Regions from separate parts of the Homo sapiens genome. Here regions 2, 3 and 4 are each linked to region 1. A link is an interaction called in ENCODE POLR2A ChIA-PET data of the cell type or tissue named here. Cell type or tissue: PC-9. All regions are shown on one strand. Each heading gives the region's core, and the rest is flanking DNA. Links, peaks and the distances in the headings are about the cores only. Region 1 has its middle 16 kb from the start of AHSG. Region 2 overlaps ETV5 (ETS variant transcription factor 5). Region 3 has its middle 27 kb from the start of TRA2B. Region 4 overlaps DGKG (diacylglycerol kinase gamma).

The links. Peaks named below come from ENCODE experiments on the same cell type or tissue, not always from the same donor. Only the 100,000 strongest peaks of a DNase experiment are listed, where the experiment ranks them.
Region 2: POLR2A ChIA-PET joins it to region 1 with 6 read pairs; 1 of 35 experiments calls an interaction of 5 or more read pairs at or near these places.
Region 3: POLR2A ChIA-PET joins it to region 1 with 6 read pairs; 1 of 35 experiments calls an interaction of 5 or more read pairs at or near these places.
Region 4: POLR2A ChIA-PET joins it to region 1 with 6 read pairs; 2 of 35 experiments call an interaction of 5 or more read pairs at or near these places.

Annotation. Positions count from the first base shown.
Region 1 is chr3:186,595,240-186,599,636 of GRCh38, forward strand. It overlaps the pseudogene PET100P1. Among named protein-coding and RNA genes, the nearest start is that of AHSG, 16 kb to the right of the region's middle. RefSeq lists an enhancer at 1,701-1,995. In PC-9, for the core only: no CTCF peak of the experiment used is centred there; a DNase peak (open chromatin) is centred at 1,862; H3K27ac peaks cover 599 bases.
Region 2 is chr3:186,095,787-186,100,183 of GRCh38, forward strand. The region is part of intron 5 of ETV5 (ETS variant transcription factor 5); the gene reads right to left. Among named protein-coding and RNA genes, the nearest start is that of ETV5, 11 kb to the right of the region's middle. RefSeq lists an enhancer at 1,800-2,313. In PC-9, for the core only: no CTCF peak of the experiment used is centred there; a DNase peak (open chromatin) is centred at 2,125; H3K4me3 peaks cover 1,460 bases; H3K27ac peaks cover 1,552 bases.
Region 3 is chr3:185,909,220-185,913,616 of GRCh38, forward strand. No RefSeq gene overlaps it. Among named protein-coding and RNA genes, the nearest start is that of TRA2B, 27 kb to the right of the region's middle. In PC-9, for the core only: no CTCF peak of the experiment used is centred there; no DNase peak of the experiment used is centred there; H3K27ac peaks cover 430 bases.
Region 4 is chr3:186,251,242-186,255,638 of GRCh38, forward strand. It overlaps DGKG (diacylglycerol kinase gamma), which reads right to left. Exons shown (of 25, transcript NM_001346.3): 18 at 1,852-1,941; 19 at 518-678. Among named protein-coding and RNA genes, the nearest start is that of DGKG, 110 kb to the right of the region's middle. RefSeq lists enhancers at 3,806-3,865, 3,966-4,255, 4,286-4,335. In PC-9, for the core only: no CTCF peak of the experiment used is centred there; no DNase peak of the experiment used is centred there; H3K27me3 peaks cover 3,120 bases.

The DNA.
Region 1 (4,397 bases), core at 309-4,308:
ATTGCATGTGCTGACTATATGATAAAAACATAAGCATAACTATAATTGGCTTTCATTTCCATTTTCTGTTTATTTTAATGAATAATGTTAAACACTTATACATACTAAGAAGATAGGCTACTTACATGGTTATGGGCTTAAAGGCCTCTGGGGAAAAATATATATAATATATTTATAAATAAATATATATTATATATAAAATATAAATATGTAATATAAAATTTATATATAAATATATATAATATAAACATTGTATATTATATAAAATATATATCATATAAACATTGTATATAATATATATAATATAAACATCATATGTTATATATAAATATATATATTATATATACATTTTGACAGAGTCTCACTCTGTCACCCAGGCTGGACTGCAGTGGCACAGTCATGGCTCACTGCAGCCTTGACCTCCCAAGCTCAAGCCATCCACCCATCTCAGCCTCCCAAGTAGCTGGGACCACAGGTGCATGCCACCATGCCTGACTAATTTTCATATTTTTTGTAGAGACGAGGTTGTAAATATCTTTAAATTTTTTTTTTCTAATCGTATGTTGGCAAAATTCTCCCACTTTTGTTTGCTGTATTCCTTTAAAAATTTATTATTATTTTTAAAATACTGTTTATTAATGTTTTTATATAGAGATGTGGATCTCACTATGTTGCCCAGGCTGGTATTGAACTCCTGGGCTGAAGCGATCCTCCCGCCTCGGCCTTCCAAAGGGCTGCGATTACAGGCAGGAGCCACCGTGCTCAGCCTGTTTGCTCTATTATTTTTTAAATTTTTGTTTGTCTCTTTTTGTTTGTTGTGTAGTTATTAATTTTATGAATCTCCTTAAGGTAAATATTAAGGGATTTTTACAATTTAGATAATAAAATATATTAGTTGTTTGCTATAAACAGTGATATTTCAGATTTTTGGCTGACTTGGACTCCTGACAGCTGGCAACAGCCCACTGGCTGGTCTGAGAGTCCCTGTCACAGTCTGAGCTTGAAGGCACAGTTTGCAAAAACCCTCAAGAAGGAAAGCCCAGAACCAGCAAAAAACATCTTTTTTTTTTTTTTTTTTTGAGACGGAGTCTCGCTCTGTGGCCCAGGCTGGAGTGCAGTGGCGTGATCTCGGCTCACTGCAAGCTCCACCTCCCGGGTTCATGCCATTCTCCTGCCTCAGCCTCCCGTGTAGCTGGGACTACAGGTGCCCGCCACCACGCCTGGCTAATTTTTTTTTGTATTTTTTAGTAGCGACGGGGTTTCACTGTGTTAGCTAGGATGGTCTCGATCTCCTGACCTCCTGATCCGCCCGCCTCGGCCTCCCAAAGTGCTGGGATTACAGGCGTGAGCCACCGCACCCTGCCACAAAGAACATTTTTTAAAATGTTCCTCTATTTGCATGAAAGGGCACTGCCTGCTGTGGAAAGGATGGATCCGGTGCACATTCTATCAACTATGGAGAGTCATGCAGGGAAACAGATTGGTTGCTGTCCAGCTTCCAGGTCATTCTAGTGTCATATTAACTCCCCTTTCCGAGTGCTGCCCGGGGCCTATTCATGCCTACCCCTCCCCATATGACTCAGGGAGGGGCTCTCTGTACTCTTGGCAGCCAGAGAAAAGCCCATGATCTCTGGTGTAGAGATGAAGTGGGCACAATTACATCAAAAGGAGAGAGGGAGAGCTCACTCGTGAAAGCTTTCATTTGGTATAAAGAAACAATCAGGGGGAGAAACGAGATGGGGGTGAAGCTGGAGATATTTCGGATGATAATCTACCTCACTTTCCCTGTGGCTATGTTCTGGGTTTCCAATCAGGCCGAGTGGTTTGAGGATGATGTCATACAGCGCAAGAGGGAGCTGTGGCCACCTGAGAAGCTTCAAGAGTTAGAGGAATTCAAAGAGAGGTTACGGAAGCGGAAGCGGCGGGAGGAGAAGCTCCTTCGCGACGCCCAGCAGAACTCCTGAGGCCTCCAAGTGGGAGTCCTAGCCCCTCCCCTGATGAAATATACATATACTCAGTTCCTTGTTATTCAAAAAAAAAAAAAAAAAAGAGAAAACATCAGGAGCAATTGTAGGTTTCTTCAATGGGAAAAATAAGATTAAAACAATATACTTCATTGCTTAAACATTTATTAAACAGCCACTATGTGCATGAACTTCAGGAGGCACTGGGAAACCAGGGATACCCAGAGCCCAGCTCCTACACAGAGGAGTCCAGCCAGTGCAGGGTGGGGTGCAGGCCGTGCTCCAGCCTGTCCTCCGCAGCAGATCCCTGAGCTCAGACTCCTCCCAACACACAGCTTAAGAAGGTGCCTTCCAATCTATTAGGCATCCTCATCTGGGGTTTGCTGATGATGAGTCTGGTTTTCTTTCTTTCTTTCTTTCTTTCTTTCTTTCTTTCTTTCTTTCTTTCTTTCTTTCTTTCTTTCTTTCTCTTTCTTTCTCTTCCTTCCTTCCTTCCTTTCTTCTTTCTTTTTTCCTTCCTTCCTTCCTTCTCTCCTTCCCTCCTTTCCCTTCCTTCCTTTCTTTTTCCTTCCTTCCTTCCCTCCCTCCCTCGCTCCTTCCCTTCTTTCTTTCTCTTTCTTTCCCTCTCTCTTTCTTTCTTCTTTCTTTTTCAAAACAGAGTTTCACTCTTGTTCTCCAGGCTAAAGTGCAGTGGCGCGATCTCAGCTCACTGCAACCTCCGCCTCCCAGGTTCAAATGATTCTCTTGCCTCAGCCTCCCAAGTAGCTGGGATTACAGGCGTGCGCCACCATGCCTGGGTACTTTTTTGTATTTTTAGTAGAGACGGGGTTTCACCATGTTGGCCAGGCTGGTCTCAAACTCCTGACCTTGAGTGATCTGCCAACCTCAGCCTCCCAAGCTGCTGAGATTACAGGTGTGAGCCACTGTGCCCCAGCCTGGTTTTCTTTTTTTTTTTCTTTTGAGAAAGAGTTTCCCCTTCGTCACCCAAGCTGGAGTGCAATGGCACGATCTCGGCTCACTGCAACCTCTGCCTCCTGTAATCCCAGCTACTTAGGAGGCTGAGGCATGAGAATTGCTCAATTGCTGGGATTCCAGGCACACACCTCCACGCCTGGCTAATTTTTGTATTTTTTGTAGAGATGGGGGTTTCATCATGTTGGCCAGGCTGGTCTCGAACTCCTGACCTTGTCATCTGCCCGTCTTGGCCTCCCAAAGTGCTGGGATTATAGGCATGAGCCACAGCGCCTGCCCTGGTTCTGGTTTTCTCCACTCCTGCAGCATGGTTTTCATCACCTTCTCCCACCTCCCCTTCCTCCTCCTTCACACACATTCTTCTTTGAAAATGTCATCACCACCTCCTCTATGTATGGCACGGAACCAGACCCTGGCCACCGCTGTTTATAGCAAGAGAAGCGGACCATAGTAGAGGAGCTGTGCCAAGCAGGCCCTGTGCTCTCAGGACAGCAGTAAGTTGTAGCTGCTCCAGACCTGACACGTGTGCTCTGAAAGGTGACTTCATTCCTTGTTGATGAATGCATCTGAATGGAAAGTGTTAGAATGATAGGAACTTTAAGTCACACACTTATTTTAGTATTTAACAAAATGCCTCGGCTAAGGAAAAAACTAAACAATTGAGGCAATTGCAAAAAATCAAAGTCTGACAACCTCATGGTTATAGCCCTGTTTCCAGAGTAGTAGGCCCCCTGGCTCTGCCCTTGTGCACCCCAAAACAGCCTGGCCTGTAAGTGGAAAAGTACATGTGGCATGTGTGTGTGTGTGTGTGTGTGTGTGTGTGTGTGTTAGAGACACCATCAGAGAGTGGCAGGGCAGAGACAGAACTTAGGCTCGTAGCTGCTGGTGGGTTAGAATTTCTACTTGGGTGGAGCTCAGGTAGCCTGGCCGGTGGTGAGGTGGACTGACATGTCACAAAGTGGCGCTCACATAGCATTTTATGTTCAACTGAGAAAACACCAGTCATTCATAGCAAAGGAAGGGAAGTGCTGACGGAAATTAGGGTGCCCTAGGCCCCATCCCCATCCACTCCAGGTCACCCTGTATGCCCCGATTCCCTGCTCGGGTTCTCTGGTCAATAATTTTTCCCTGGACACTGAATAACAAAAGGACTTTGAACTTACACTTCATTACATCAGAAAGTCACTGAACCTTGACCTGTTAGTTTTGGATTTTCTACCAAGAGATAATGCTGCCGCCCCTCTTTACAATCTCCTCTTTACATGTCGTCTCTGTTGGTTTAAACTGTCCTTGGTAACCATTTCCTATCCCTTCTTAAATGTGACGTTCCCAAATTTCTTTTGGTTAAGGGTTGTATTCTCTGTTCACTTTTCAGAATATGCTGTGTTTTAGTATACAGTGAGTGGACATTGTTTTTTAGCAGTGATCAAATGACATAGGAACTATGAGAGGACCACTCCC
Region 2 (4,397 bases), core at 94-4,093, 500 kb before region 1:
CATCCCAAGGACTCAGAACTCTGGGTTTGAGACCCTTTACAGTGTTACTTCCCCACCAGCTGGAGGCTGGGGCAGCTGGGATGGGAAGGGCATGTGGTAGGGAATGCGGTGGTGTGCGGGCTGTATGCACCAGGTGTCCACAGTGCGCAGAGCAGGCGCTGTGGCCGAGGCGGGACATAAACACGTGACAGGGCTCCTCTGCTTCTGCAGACACTTGGAGCCTAAGAAATGTGATTTGTTTCCTGTTTCAATAGGCATAAAAATGGGGAAGCAGGGACTATGATTATTAGTTGTCAAAATACTAAATACCTCCCAAAACCCTATGCTGTTTCCACCTTCTTCCGCAAGAAATAAAATTCCATGGCTGCTGGGGAAGAAAAAAAATGAAGAGGGAGTTGAGGAGAAGCAGAAATTTTCTGAGTCGAGATATCCCTCAGCACAGCAAAGTTATCCCCCCTCAATTATTCTCTATTAAAATTCAGATGAGGAAACTAGGGGTAGGCTCCAGGATCCGGCCTTTACTGTGGGTGACCATGTGAAAGAGACATCCCCCCCTCTTCTATTCTACCTTTTCTATGGGAAAAGTATAAAAGACCCTCATTAAGTGCTCTTGCAGGCCATTACAAAGCATTTCCAGGCACTCAGCTGAAAGTGTTTATGTAAGCGAAGTCCTTTTCAGCCCCTCTGGAGAAACACAGATATCAGCAACCTCCTACACAGCTGATATCTAGGGTTACCTCCTGAGAGGTTTCAAACTCTCTCACAAAAGGACAATCTGCCCAGGCCTGTTCTTTTTTTAATAGGGAAGGGAAGGCATGCTTGCAAGGCCAACTTACAGCAAGGGAAAAAAAAATCCTTGAGGCAAAACACAAGTGCAAACTGCCTTATTAAGTTTGTGAGGATGAAGAGTAGGAACTAAGAAGAGCTCTTTAAAATCCTGAGGAAGTTGCTCTGGATCATTACTATTAAGTTTTGTTTTGCCTTTTAACTGATTGTCCTTTTTATGCTCATCATACATCCCTGGGCTATCCCACAGAGAACACTGGACGTGTGTCTGTGAGCTGCCGGTGAGCTACCAGGTAAGATGTTGGAGGATGTTTAAGTGTGGAAGCAGCTAGGTGTGGTGGCTCGAACCTGTAATGCCAGCTATGTGGGAGGACTGCTTGAGGCCATGAGTTTCAGACCAGCCTGGGCAACACAGCAAGACCACCCCCAGCACACCCGCTTGGCCAATTAATCAATCAATCAATCAAGGCTGGATGCTATTTTGAGGCACGTGCACCCTTAAAACCTGGCCTAGTTTTGGCATGATGAGGCTACTTTGGTTTGGGGGTTGCTCAGAGGCTGGGTTTTTCTGGTACTTCCAAGGATGTTCATTTTGGGAGGCAATGCATTTGATTAGTGTCCAGTGGAAGGGTTTACAGCCATAGTGAGGTTCCCCCATTGCTCAGTACCAGAAGTTTGAGTACGGTCGTTTAAAAAATACTTATCTGACCACAGTGGAAAATTAAACAGGAGTGAAGGCAAAGGAGTAGAAAAACTACAACTTTGTCTCCCCCTGTGTTAAAATTGTAAGCCTAAGCAAGAAGTGTCTGTGTCGTGGCAGGTAAACACCTGGGCTATTCAGGCCTGGAGTAGAGGGGAGGTCAGAGAAGAGCAGGCAGGAATCCTCAATGGGGAGCTAAAGCCACAACCCCACGGGAAGGAGATAAAAGGGTTTAACAGCCTCAGATCAAGTCTCAACACCTCCCTCTCCAGGGGAAGCTAAACCACCCTCTCCTCTTATTATCACGCCCTTTAGACAGCTACAGTCTAAAATGAGAGACAAAGAAAGGGGAATGGGCTTCACTGGCTTTGTGGGTCAGCGGCAGCTCTTCCCCAGAATCCCAGGCCATCAGCCCGGCAGTTTAAGGGTTAAAGTGAGCACTTAAAAGAAAACTCAAACCCCATTAAGCCCAGGCTTGGAGAACAGGGAGCAGCAGGGAAGCCAAAGGAAACTAATTTTGGAGGCTCTCCAAGCTGCCAATCACAAGCATATTTCTAACAGTCCCAGTGTTGTTTGAGTTGGTTGTTTTTCCACGGGCTGCACAATGGGGTCTGGTTATTCATTGAAAAAGTCTGCAAGTGAGCCCCGCCCTCCATTCACAACCAATTTGGAATGCTCCATTCAGGCAAGAGGGGGAATCTGCAGCTCTGCTAGCTGGGGCAGACCTAATAGTGCTCAGCGCCCAGCTGTCGCCGCAGGGACGCTTGCTCGCTCAGTACGCTGTGTTTACGTAAGAAATTCAGACACGGCAGGGGATCTTGCCTGCTGTGCACCCTTCCTAGGATTCAAATGGCCAAGACCCTTGTGGAAATCTGCAAGGCTGTGCAAAAGTCCGCTAGAAGTAAGGTCAGAAAGTGCCCTCTGGCAAAACGGGAAAGGCAAAAGAAAAACTATCATGTGCCCCTCGGTTCAGAATCTGGCTGTAGCTACCAGCGGAGAGAAACAGACTTCAGTGGTATTTCTCCTGCCCCAGGGTGAGCTGGTTTGCATTAGGGCACAACTCTCTCTGGAAGCCTGCCTCTCCAGACCTTCCTTCCCATTCACTGCTGGTAGCTACATCGGGAGCCACCTGGCTTCCTCCCCAGGGGAGGAGGGCTCTGGAGACACTACCAGATTTTCTGGCTGCAGAGGAGGGGACAAGCTACCTATTAAGACAATTTCACAGTTCCTTTTTTGGCTTTGGATCCAGCCTGAAGAGTTCAGAATACCCTCCTGAATGCTCATGAGACATCAAAAGGGAAGAATGTGGAGATCTAAGGTTGGAGGGTGAAATCTACGCCGAGACTTTGCAAAGTACAAGGCAAAAAAAACTGGCTTTGCTTCTTAGATATTTTTTCCAAACCTTCAATAATCACCCTGAGGGAAAGCGGATGGAGCCCGTCTGACAACCAGACTTTATTTCAAGGAAAAGCATACTTCTTTATGAAAAGCAAATCCAGGAGATAAATTTTAGCTCATGGTTGTTTCCTTTTTTTCATCACATATTTGGCTATTTTCAAATGTCTTATGTATGCTTCTTCTCACTGCCTGCCCTCATGTCCCCTCCAGCGAACTCAGTGCCACTGGAAGCATTTCTCTGAAGTCCTTCTGACCACAGAATCCCCATTCCATGCCTCGGCTGTTCAGATCAGCCTCAAACTCCTGGCCTTTTAATAACTAGATCTTATCCTGCTCCCTGGAATCTTGCACTCTCTGCTTCAATTTTCCCCTAGATGCTTCTTTCTTTTTAAACAAGGGAGCCCCCTTTATTTTCTATGCAGAGTCCTCTTACGGGGAATTCTTTTCCCTTTAACATCTGAGTTGCTAACCCACTGTCATTTGCCTGCCAGGCCCAAAGGTGTACTTACATTATGGTTATAATTTATACATACACACTCTAACTAGTGCCGGCACATACTAGGGGCCTGGTATCTTGCCACTCCTTTAAGCCAAGCCTAGAGGGATAGGACAATGATAGAAACTGACGACCAAAGCCTCTGTTAAATGAGCTTGATGAGTTCACAAAATGAATTTTTAAAAAAGCAACCTAATCCGGTAATGGCATCAGCATGCCTGGCACTTGTCCAAGAGCTGGGAGCTGCAACATGACAAGCCTCTGAGCTCCTTGGATTCCAAGTGGAGAAGCACTGTGTGCCAGGGCACAGATGGGGCCCAAGCTGCCTCAAGGGCAGCCGTATGCCCGAGAGGGGGCTGTCAGCCTCTGAGGCTGGATGTACTTTACCACCACTAAAACCCAAGAAATGTGTGGAGGGAACAGTTTCTCGGCAGAGAATCACACACCCCACCCCACCACCAAGAAACATTTTTTTCTAGGGCTGAAATTAAAACAATGATACTACTAGATGGTAGAAATGGGAGACAGTACACATTTTCGGCTTCATTATGCTACCCATGCCTTACTCCTGTAAAACTGAAGAATGCTGAAAGAGGAGGGGATAAATGGTAATTTCTTCATGGATGCCAGGATTTTGTTACTTCTGGCACCTACACAAGTGATCTTGACACAGATGTAACTCCCCGTCCCAAATCTTTCTCACCAAATACAAAGGACTGGTAAGCCTACTGGGTTTTGTTAGATGACTAACAGCGCAGAGACACAGAAGGGTAAGAGAAAAATTCAGTTTTAAATAAGCCTAACTGAATTAAAGGTAGACGAAAGCAGATTTTGTAAAACAGATGGCTCCTTTAAGTAAATGCGTACTGTAGGTCTTGGGTCCTTCAGAATACTGAGTCTAAGAATCTTTGAGGCTATCAAAACAGGAAGGATTTCAAATCATTTAGCACCCTCCCAGCAGTAAGGTACTGGGCTAACTAACAAACACTTTGAAAGTAACACTGTAAAACCTGGAGT
Region 3 (4,397 bases), core at 133-4,132, 690 kb before region 1:
GGCCTCAAGTGATCCGCCTGCCTCAGCCTTCCAAAGTACTGGGATTAGAGGCTTCAGCTATCACCAGTAACTTCTATAAAGCTCAACAAAGGTAAAGTCAAGGGCAAATCTTCTCCCTCAAACCAACTTCTTTCTTTCTTCTCATTTTTAACAGGGCCACTGCGAGCGGCCAGGAGCCCAGGCTCGCAGTCAGCAACTCTTCCTTTCCCATTAACTCCCATAGTCTTTCACAAATTCCTATTTGTCCTTTTTTCCAAATGCCTCTTGCATTTTTTTGAAATGTAACAATTTATTGATCAATATAAATGAAATAAAATTTAGAATTTATTTCCAACTTTGCTATATTGCATAGTAACGAGACTCCATCTCAATAATTATGAATTTCCATATCTAAATCCAAAGATTCTTAGATTTGTAAGAATTTGGAAGTTATTTTCTATCCTCCCATTTTATAGAAAAGCAAACCAATGCCTGGAAAATTAGGCATATTTTAAACGGTCTTACATTAATTAATTGTAAAGAGAGTAATATAATGAAGTCTCCTGTCTTCTAGACAAGTGTATTTTTTTTTTATTTATTTAAGTTCTAGGGTACATGTGCACAACGTGCAGGTTTGTTACATATGTATATATGTTCCATGTTGGTGTACTGCATCCATTAACTCATTTACATTACGTATATCTCCTAATGCTACCCCTCCACCCTCCCCCAACCCCATGACAGGCCCCGGTGTATGATGTTCCCCTTCCTGTGTCCAAGTGTTCTCATTGTTCAGTTCCCACCTATGAGTGAGAACGTGTGGTGGTTTTTTGTCCTTGCAATAGTTTGCTGAGAATGATGGTTTCTAGCTTCATGCATGTCCCTACAGAGAACATGAACTCATCCGTTTTTATGGCTGCATAGTATTCCATGGTGTATATGTGCCACATTTTCTTAATCCAGTCTATCATTGATGGACATTTGGGTTGGTTCCAAGTCTTTGCTGTTGTGAATAGTACTACAATAAACATACATGTACATGTGTCTTTATAGCAGCATGATTTATAATCCTTTGGGTATATACAGTAATGGGATGGCGGGGTCAAATGGTATTTCTAATTCTAGATCCTTGAGGAATTACCACACTCTTCCACAATGGTTGAACTAGTTTACAGTCCCACCAACAGTGTAAAAGTGTTCCTATTTCTCCACATCCTCTTCAGCACCTTTGTTTCCTGACTTTTTAAAGATCGCCATTCTAACTGGTGTGAGATGGTATCTCATTGTGGTTTTGATTTGCATTTCTCTGATGGCCAGTGCATTTCTTACTTTTCTCTCACTCCCTCTGCCTTCATCCTAGGCCAGAGCCTGCCCCTGGGCTGGGCTCCCTATAGACCCTTTTCTAAATTATCGTTCTACTCCATTCATCTATTCCTTCATTCATCAGAAGAGCATCTGTGGAGCACTTAGTGCCAGACACTGCGCTAGACACTAGATGCACCCGTAACACAGACATGGTCCAGCTGGGGAGGCAGGTAATTGACAGGCAACTACAGTGTCTTGGGGTGAGTGTGATGATGGAGGAAGCCCTTAGCTGGGACCATAATCCAGATGGAGAGGCGTGTTAGGGGGGGGCCTACACACTCCTACTGGTTTCATTGTCCTAAACACTTTTATCCTGTTTCAACTAAAATTGGCTTTCTCTTACTTTTGTTCCTTTGGGTTCAAACTTTGTAGCCTGAGATTCTAAGGCCTTTCTGGTCAACCCAGGCCCATTCCCAGGACTCTCTAGCAGAAGAGGTAGTAGTAACAATGATAGTAATAATAGCACATCTTCATTAAGCTTATTTATCTTAAATAACAGGCCCTCTTCTAAGTACTTTTCTTAATGTTAACTCTTCACAACATTCTCTATGAAGGAGGTACAGGTACTATAATTAGCACCACTGACAGAAGGGAGTCATGAGTGCTAAAAGGCAGAATCTGGGTTCAAATCCAGGTGGCATGGCTTCCAGGCTGGCATGTGATGATGACACCATTGTGTATCAGTGTAACCTGGCCGTGTGGACCTCAGACTCTAAATCATACATCCTAAGTTCTCCCCAAAGACCTTTTTACTCCTGGTCCCCTCTCCCCTGAGAATGCCCTTCTCTTTCTTATCAAACCCTATAGAAGGCTTTATTTTCACTTTCTTGATGTTATCGTTTGCAGCACAAAGCTTTTTAAATTTTAATTAAGTATAATTTAGCAATATTTTTTATTAGTGTTTTCTGGTTATTGTTTAACCTAATTCCCTTTTCCAATTGTTTGTTTAGATTCCCGTCTTTGTTCTTGAAGATTTTAAAACCTAGTGATCCTTGATTATCTGTTCATATTTAAGAAAGAAACAGATTGTGGCCGGGCGCAGTGGCTCACGCCTGTAATCCCAGCACGTTGGGAGGCTGAGGCAGGTGGATCGCGAGGTCAGATTGAGACCATCCTGGCTAACACGGTGAAAACCCGTCTCTACTAAAAATACAAAAAATTAGCCGGGCATGGTGGTGGGCGCCTGTAGTTCCAGCTACTTGGGAGGCTGAGGGTGAATAGCAGAAACTCGGGGGGCGCAGGTTGCAGTGAGCCGAGATCACGCCATTGCACTCCAGCCTGGGAGACAGAGCGAGACTCCGTCTCAAAAAAATAAAAAATAAAAAAAACAGATTGTGAATGGAAGCCCGACGTGCAAGGGAAAGCTCATCAGCTGATGGGCTTCACTGGAGGGCAGAGCTTCCCAACCTTTTGTGCATCAAGGCATACACAGAAAATGACAATAGCGGTGAGGTACACTGGGGGTAAACTGGTGGTGATTTGGGTACCCATAATGGACTTAGTAAAAAACTCCTGCAGGGCTGAGCCCGATGGCTCACGACTGTAACCCCAGCACTTTGGGAGGCTGAGGTGGCATCAGCTGAGGTCAGGAGTTCGAGACCAGCCTGGCCAACATGGAGAAACCCCCATCTCTACTAAAAATACAAAATTAGCCAGGCGTTGTGGCTCATGCCTGTAATCCCAGCTACCTGGGAAGCTAAGGCAGGAGAATTGCTTGAATCCGGGATGCAGAGGTTGCAGTGAGCTGAGATCATGCCACTCTCTCTAGCTGGGGAAACAGAGTGAGACTCCATCTCAAAAAAAAAGAACACAAAAAACACAAAAAACCCAAAACAACAAAACCCCTGCAGTTTCTTTACATAAAATAATTGAGGAAAATGTAATAAAATATAAGCTATTAGTAACAATATTAAAACATTTAATTAAAATAAATTCTTTGAAATCTTCCACAAACACTTTTCAAAAATTTTAGTGAGAAACTTGAGCTTGATTCCACTAATTTAACAGGTTTGATGGTTAAGCTAGTTACATGTAATTCCTAAGTATTTTTAAAAACAATCTCTTCGGCCGGGCCCAGTGGCTCACGGCTGTAATCCCAGCACTTTGGGAGGCTGAGGCAGGCAGATCCCGAGGTCAGGAGTTCAAGAACAGCCGGGCCAACATGGCGAAAACCTGCCTCTATTAAAAACACAAAATTTAGCTCAGCGTGGTGGCGGGCACCTGTAATCCCAGCTTCTCAGGAGGCTGAGGCAGGAGAATCACTTGAACCCGGGAGACAGGTTGCAGCGAGCTGAGATCATGTCACTGCACTCCAGCCAGGGTAACAGAGCAAGATTCCGTCTCAAAAAAAAAAAAAAAATAGCTGGACCTGTAGTTCCCTATTTTGGAGACTAAAATGGAAGGATCACTTGAGCCCACAAGTTTAAGCCTACAGTTTAGCTGTGATCACACCACCGTACTCCAGCCTGGGGGACAGAGTGAGATCCTGTCTCAAAACAAAATCAATAAAAGCAGTATGTATAGTTGCTATCAACTATATAGAAATGGTTTTCTCCAGGTGAACTCTGGTACAGAAGCCAAGTCACATGGTACAATACAGGTATGGATATAAGGTCCCATAAAGGAATGACTAGAAACCAAATCCACAGAATGTTATTTTCAGTGAGAACAAATTACTGTCCCCCCTCACAAGGAAACTTAGTATTGCAGTTATTCCCATCAAAGTATATTTCACATTGGAGCTCAGTTGTGGTAATGTTTAAACTTGAGTGGATACTCATGTTGAAGATATGTTCATTGCCTTTGCTGTTACCAATCTATCCTGCTGCTCCAACCCTTTAACCACGAAGATGATTAGATATTGATCTGTCCAGAAGATACCTGTAAACTCATGCCTATTTCTCCAGACGAAGACAATGAGCCAAGTTTTTCTTCTCGAGGTCTTACAGTCCTTGTTCTCCTGTAATCCTCTATACCCAGCTGAGCACATCTTTTGACTGGGAGCTGCCTTAACAGCCCGTTGGTAAGAAGCCTTCCCAATAACGGGTAACACA
Region 4 (4,397 bases), core at 118-4,117, 340 kb before region 1:
GGAGACTCCCCTAGAGGTTTATGATGCCCATGGAGTGAGTGGAATGGGGTTGAGAGAAGAGAGAATAGGAGAGAAGGAAATCTGAGGGCTAAGCCAGCCAGGGCAACTTGGGACCACATGGTCTTCCTTTGAAGATCAGAATTCCCAGTTCCTGAAGCTCATGTGAGAGTTTCCTACCAACCTTGTCCCCCGGTTATTTCTTGGTGTTGCTTTTCTACGACTGCTACAAATTGCAGAAGGAGAAAATATGTCTTTTGAAAATTTTTCTGTCTTTTCCTGTGTTAGTTAAAATGACAGAGGAGAGAATTTACTCCCTAAGCAAGAGATGGGGAATAAAGCGGGGGTGCAATCAGGGTGTCCACACTCAGGCCAAGTTTCAGAATGCTTGGACCCAACTCAGGGCTGGGGGGGCAGGTAAGACAGGTAGACACTAGGGACCCAGAGGGGACAACAGAAGGCTGGAACCCTTCCTGGGCGTTTCCCTTCCATACAGAAAGGTGATCTTTGACCAACTCACCACACCAATGGAGAAATAGTTGTTCATGATGCTGTATGGGACCTGGTCCCCGTTTTCCACTTCCTCTCTGGGGATGACTTCCAGATGCCAGCGGTCCAGCATCACCAAGGGGCTCTGCTCAATGTCTTTCAGGATTTTTGTCAAGCTGCCCCCTTCATAACCTGTGGAGGACAGCACTGCATTTGCCACCACAGCAGAAAGGCTGTATTCTTGCTAATGCACAGGTAGTTGTCAGGGCAGGTAAGCCCAGGGCATCTGTGACTATGGGACTCCCCACTGTGTCTGTGGGCTAGAGACACTTACGTTCCCCGAGCCACAGAGAAGGGCAGGATAACTGAAAGTAATCAGAGGCTGGGGGCAGGGGAGGGAGTGGGTGCTAGCTAAAGGTCACAGGCCTGTGTAGCTGAAGCGAAGCAAACCCTGGAGAAGCGGTGGGCTGGATGGCTGGGAGTCTCTGCATGGGAGAACAGCAGATCCTTCTGGGCTGTGTCATGTGGGAGATGGACAGTGTGGCAGGCAGAATTTTAAGATGGCCGCTAGGCCTAGGTCCTGCTTGCTTTGACACTGCCCACCAAGCATAGCTGATCATTGAACACTGACCATTGCACTGCCTGGTCTTGACTCATTCTCTGAATTAGCAGCCATCTGGAGTCCCCACCCCTTTTCTGGCCGGCAGCCTGATCTGTCTGCTCCATGTGTTGAGCTGAACTTCTCCATTTTCTGGCGCATGTCCAACGCCATGGGGGCTACTGCAGTTTGCAAAGTTCTCTGCCCCTTGTCTTATACACTGGTTACCACTCTGTGTTTCCTCTTAGGGAAATTTCAAAATGAGGGCCCATGGCTATGGGGCTTAGGATGATCTGAATGCTTCTAGTGACGGTAAGTAACTGGAGATGTAGCATTTTGGTCCTCAGTTTTAGTCCTAATTCAGAAGATCAGCCATTTGTGGGAGAGGGAATTTCACACAGAAAACATCTAAGTGAGCACCTTCTTGGATGGGACTCTGGGGATGGGACATATGAGACTTTGTCTTTACCCTACAGTTGATTGCTTTCTACTGGGGAAAGCAGGCTCTAAGTTGATGGTTTCAGGATGATAGTAAACTCGGGGCTGAGGGAGAAAAAGCTCCCAGAGCCCAGAAGAGGGGCTTCTATTCTAGATTCAGCATGGGATGGAGGGCAGAGAAAGGGTCATGGACTTGACATGACTGCAGAGTTGAGTATTATGCTGCGGAATGTGATCCATAAAAGGGTAAGTTCAGCCTAGCTCTGTAGAGCATCTCTGTAAACAGGAACACCTGTTCCCAGGGTACCACCATTAGCATGCAAACTCACCTCCTCCCCAGCGGAGACAACGGGCAAGGTCATTTCCTGTTCCAAGAGGCAGGACAGCCACTGGTGGATGCTTTGCAAAGTTGGCCTTATCTGCAAGACACACAGAGGAACAGAGAACCATATGCCATGGGACTGTAGAATGTTTGAGTTGTCTTTTTATCCCTGATCTGATGCTTGAACCCCTCCATAGCATTCTTTGTTTGAATACCACCCTGATGGGAAACACACTACTTCCTAAAGCCATCTATCCCATCTGCAGCGTGTTAACCACCACTAATTGAGTTAAATCTGTCCATTTGTATTTTATATTGAGCTAAATCTGTATCCCTGCAACTTGCATATGTTTATTCAAATTTCATCCTAAATCTGTCCTTTGGGGTGGCAGCATACACCCCAAAACATTAAGTTGCATGTTTTTAATCCTTAATGATAATCAGCACTTACTCCATTTATTCCTCAGCCTAACTTTGTAAGGGATTATCCTCCTTCAAGTAGCTGAAGAAACTGAGATTGACAGAGGGAAAGTAGTCTACAACCATTCTACCCTGAACACGCTCAATCTCATCTGACTGCAGCAGCTAGGCCTGGTCAATACTTGAATGGCAGACAGGGAAAGTAATTCCAGAGCCAGGATTCAAACCCAGATCTCTATGGCTCCAAGTCCATTCCCCTCCTCTCTTCAGGGGCCAGGCAGGTATACAGATTAGTAAAACAGGTGGGGCTAGGACACTAGGGAATAGTGGGACATTGGACAAGCTGAAGATGCTCACCTTCAACTGTTCACCACTCGAGTTTAAAAGTTTAAAAACTAACATTAGCTAAATGAACAAAACCTCCAGGTGTTATTTGGCCCCCACAACCAGTTTGTCACTTCCACCACCTCTCAGAATTGCAATGACACAGATTCCTAATTATTCCTCTTCTGACAGTTGTGAAGGACATCAGACAGAACCATCAGAGAAAGCACAATAGAACATGTTTTCATCTGGCCTCAGATCTACCGTGGCATATTGTCTAGGCTGGGAGAGCTGAAGAGGGCACAGGCATCCATCAGTCTTGGGGGTGGGTGGGTATTTCCATGAGACCTCAGCACGCATGGTGCCCCTGGATGTGAGCAATGTGATTGCGGCGTGAGGAGAGATGCAGGAATCAGCAGGGAAGGCTCAAGCTAGGGTTGTCCTGGCAAACTGGGAGCTCATAGGTCCTCCAGGTTGTCTGACCTATATCAGAAATGGCTGAGCGCAGGCAAGACCCAGGACTGAGATGGCCACTGGAAGGCTTGAGATAGAGAGCAAAACAATGCAATGGCCCCTCTCGTTGTCCTCAGAACATGTGTTCAGAGCACTGCCTCCCTGCCTTTGCACAGCCTGCTCCCTTTGCCTAGAAGGCTCTTGTTTCCTGTGTCTGCCCCTTCTTCTGTGTCCCCACCTCGGCAGGTCAACTGTTGTTATGGTGTTTAGGCTAGAAAGCTGTATGCCGCCCTAGGTTTTTCCTTTTCCCTCACACATCCATTCACATATCACATTCTATGTGTTGTCTCCTTACTAGATCTCCAAGCAATCTCTTCTCTCTATCCCCATGGTGATGCCTGAGTGCAGGTATGATTCCTTCCCACTGGTATCGCTGCAACAGCCTCCTCTCGGCTCTCTCCGCCTCCAGTTCCACCCTCCTAGTGTGTCACCCACACTTTCACCAAGAAGGGAAGTCCATGAACCACAGTCCCTCGCACTGGCTCACTGCTTTCACTTCTGGGATGGGGCTGTGTGGCTCCTCATGGCCCCATAGCCTACCACAGTAGGCCCAGGAAGCAGGCTCTGCCTTTCTCCCTAGCCTCATCCTTCTGCACATCCTGCCTCCCACGCAACATGTCAACCGTTCTCAAGTGTTTTCACTTCCTTAAAGCACAAAGCTCTCTGTGGCTCAGCTCAGAAGCTGCCTTTGGGAGACCCTCCCTAGTTGCCCCAGCCTGGACCTGGTGCCTCGTCAGAATATTTCCTTAGCACCAGAAATGATCTCTTTGTACTCTCTTGTAATTATCTCCTTGTTTGTTCCCTGAATGTATTGTAACCTCCCCGAGGGGGACTGGGTCTCATTCTCACAGCATCTTCATACATATCGACTGAAGCCTGCTATATGCAGATGCAGTGTTAGGTGCTCCGGCTCTGAGAGTGGGCAAAAAAGCCGTGGCTTGGGTTCTCATGGTGCTTACCGACTGTCCAGTGGGACAGACAGATAATAATGAGGAATCCATGGAGATAATGCATCATTTCACATTCACGTTGGAAAACAAACAGAGGAGCACTGTCGTATAAGAAGGTGACTGAGGCTGGTGGGTGTGTCAGGGGAGGCTCCCCTGAGTAAGCCACATGTCAGCTGAGATCTGGAGTGGAAGCTGACTGAGTGAAGGCTGGGGCAGCACTGCAGACAGGGTGGCCAACTTGTGTGAAGGCCCTGAGGTGCAAGGGAGACTGGAACGCCCAGGGGTCTGAGAGATGGGCCGGGACCTGAGTCCAGATGGAGAGGGATGGAGGTAGAAATAAGGCTGG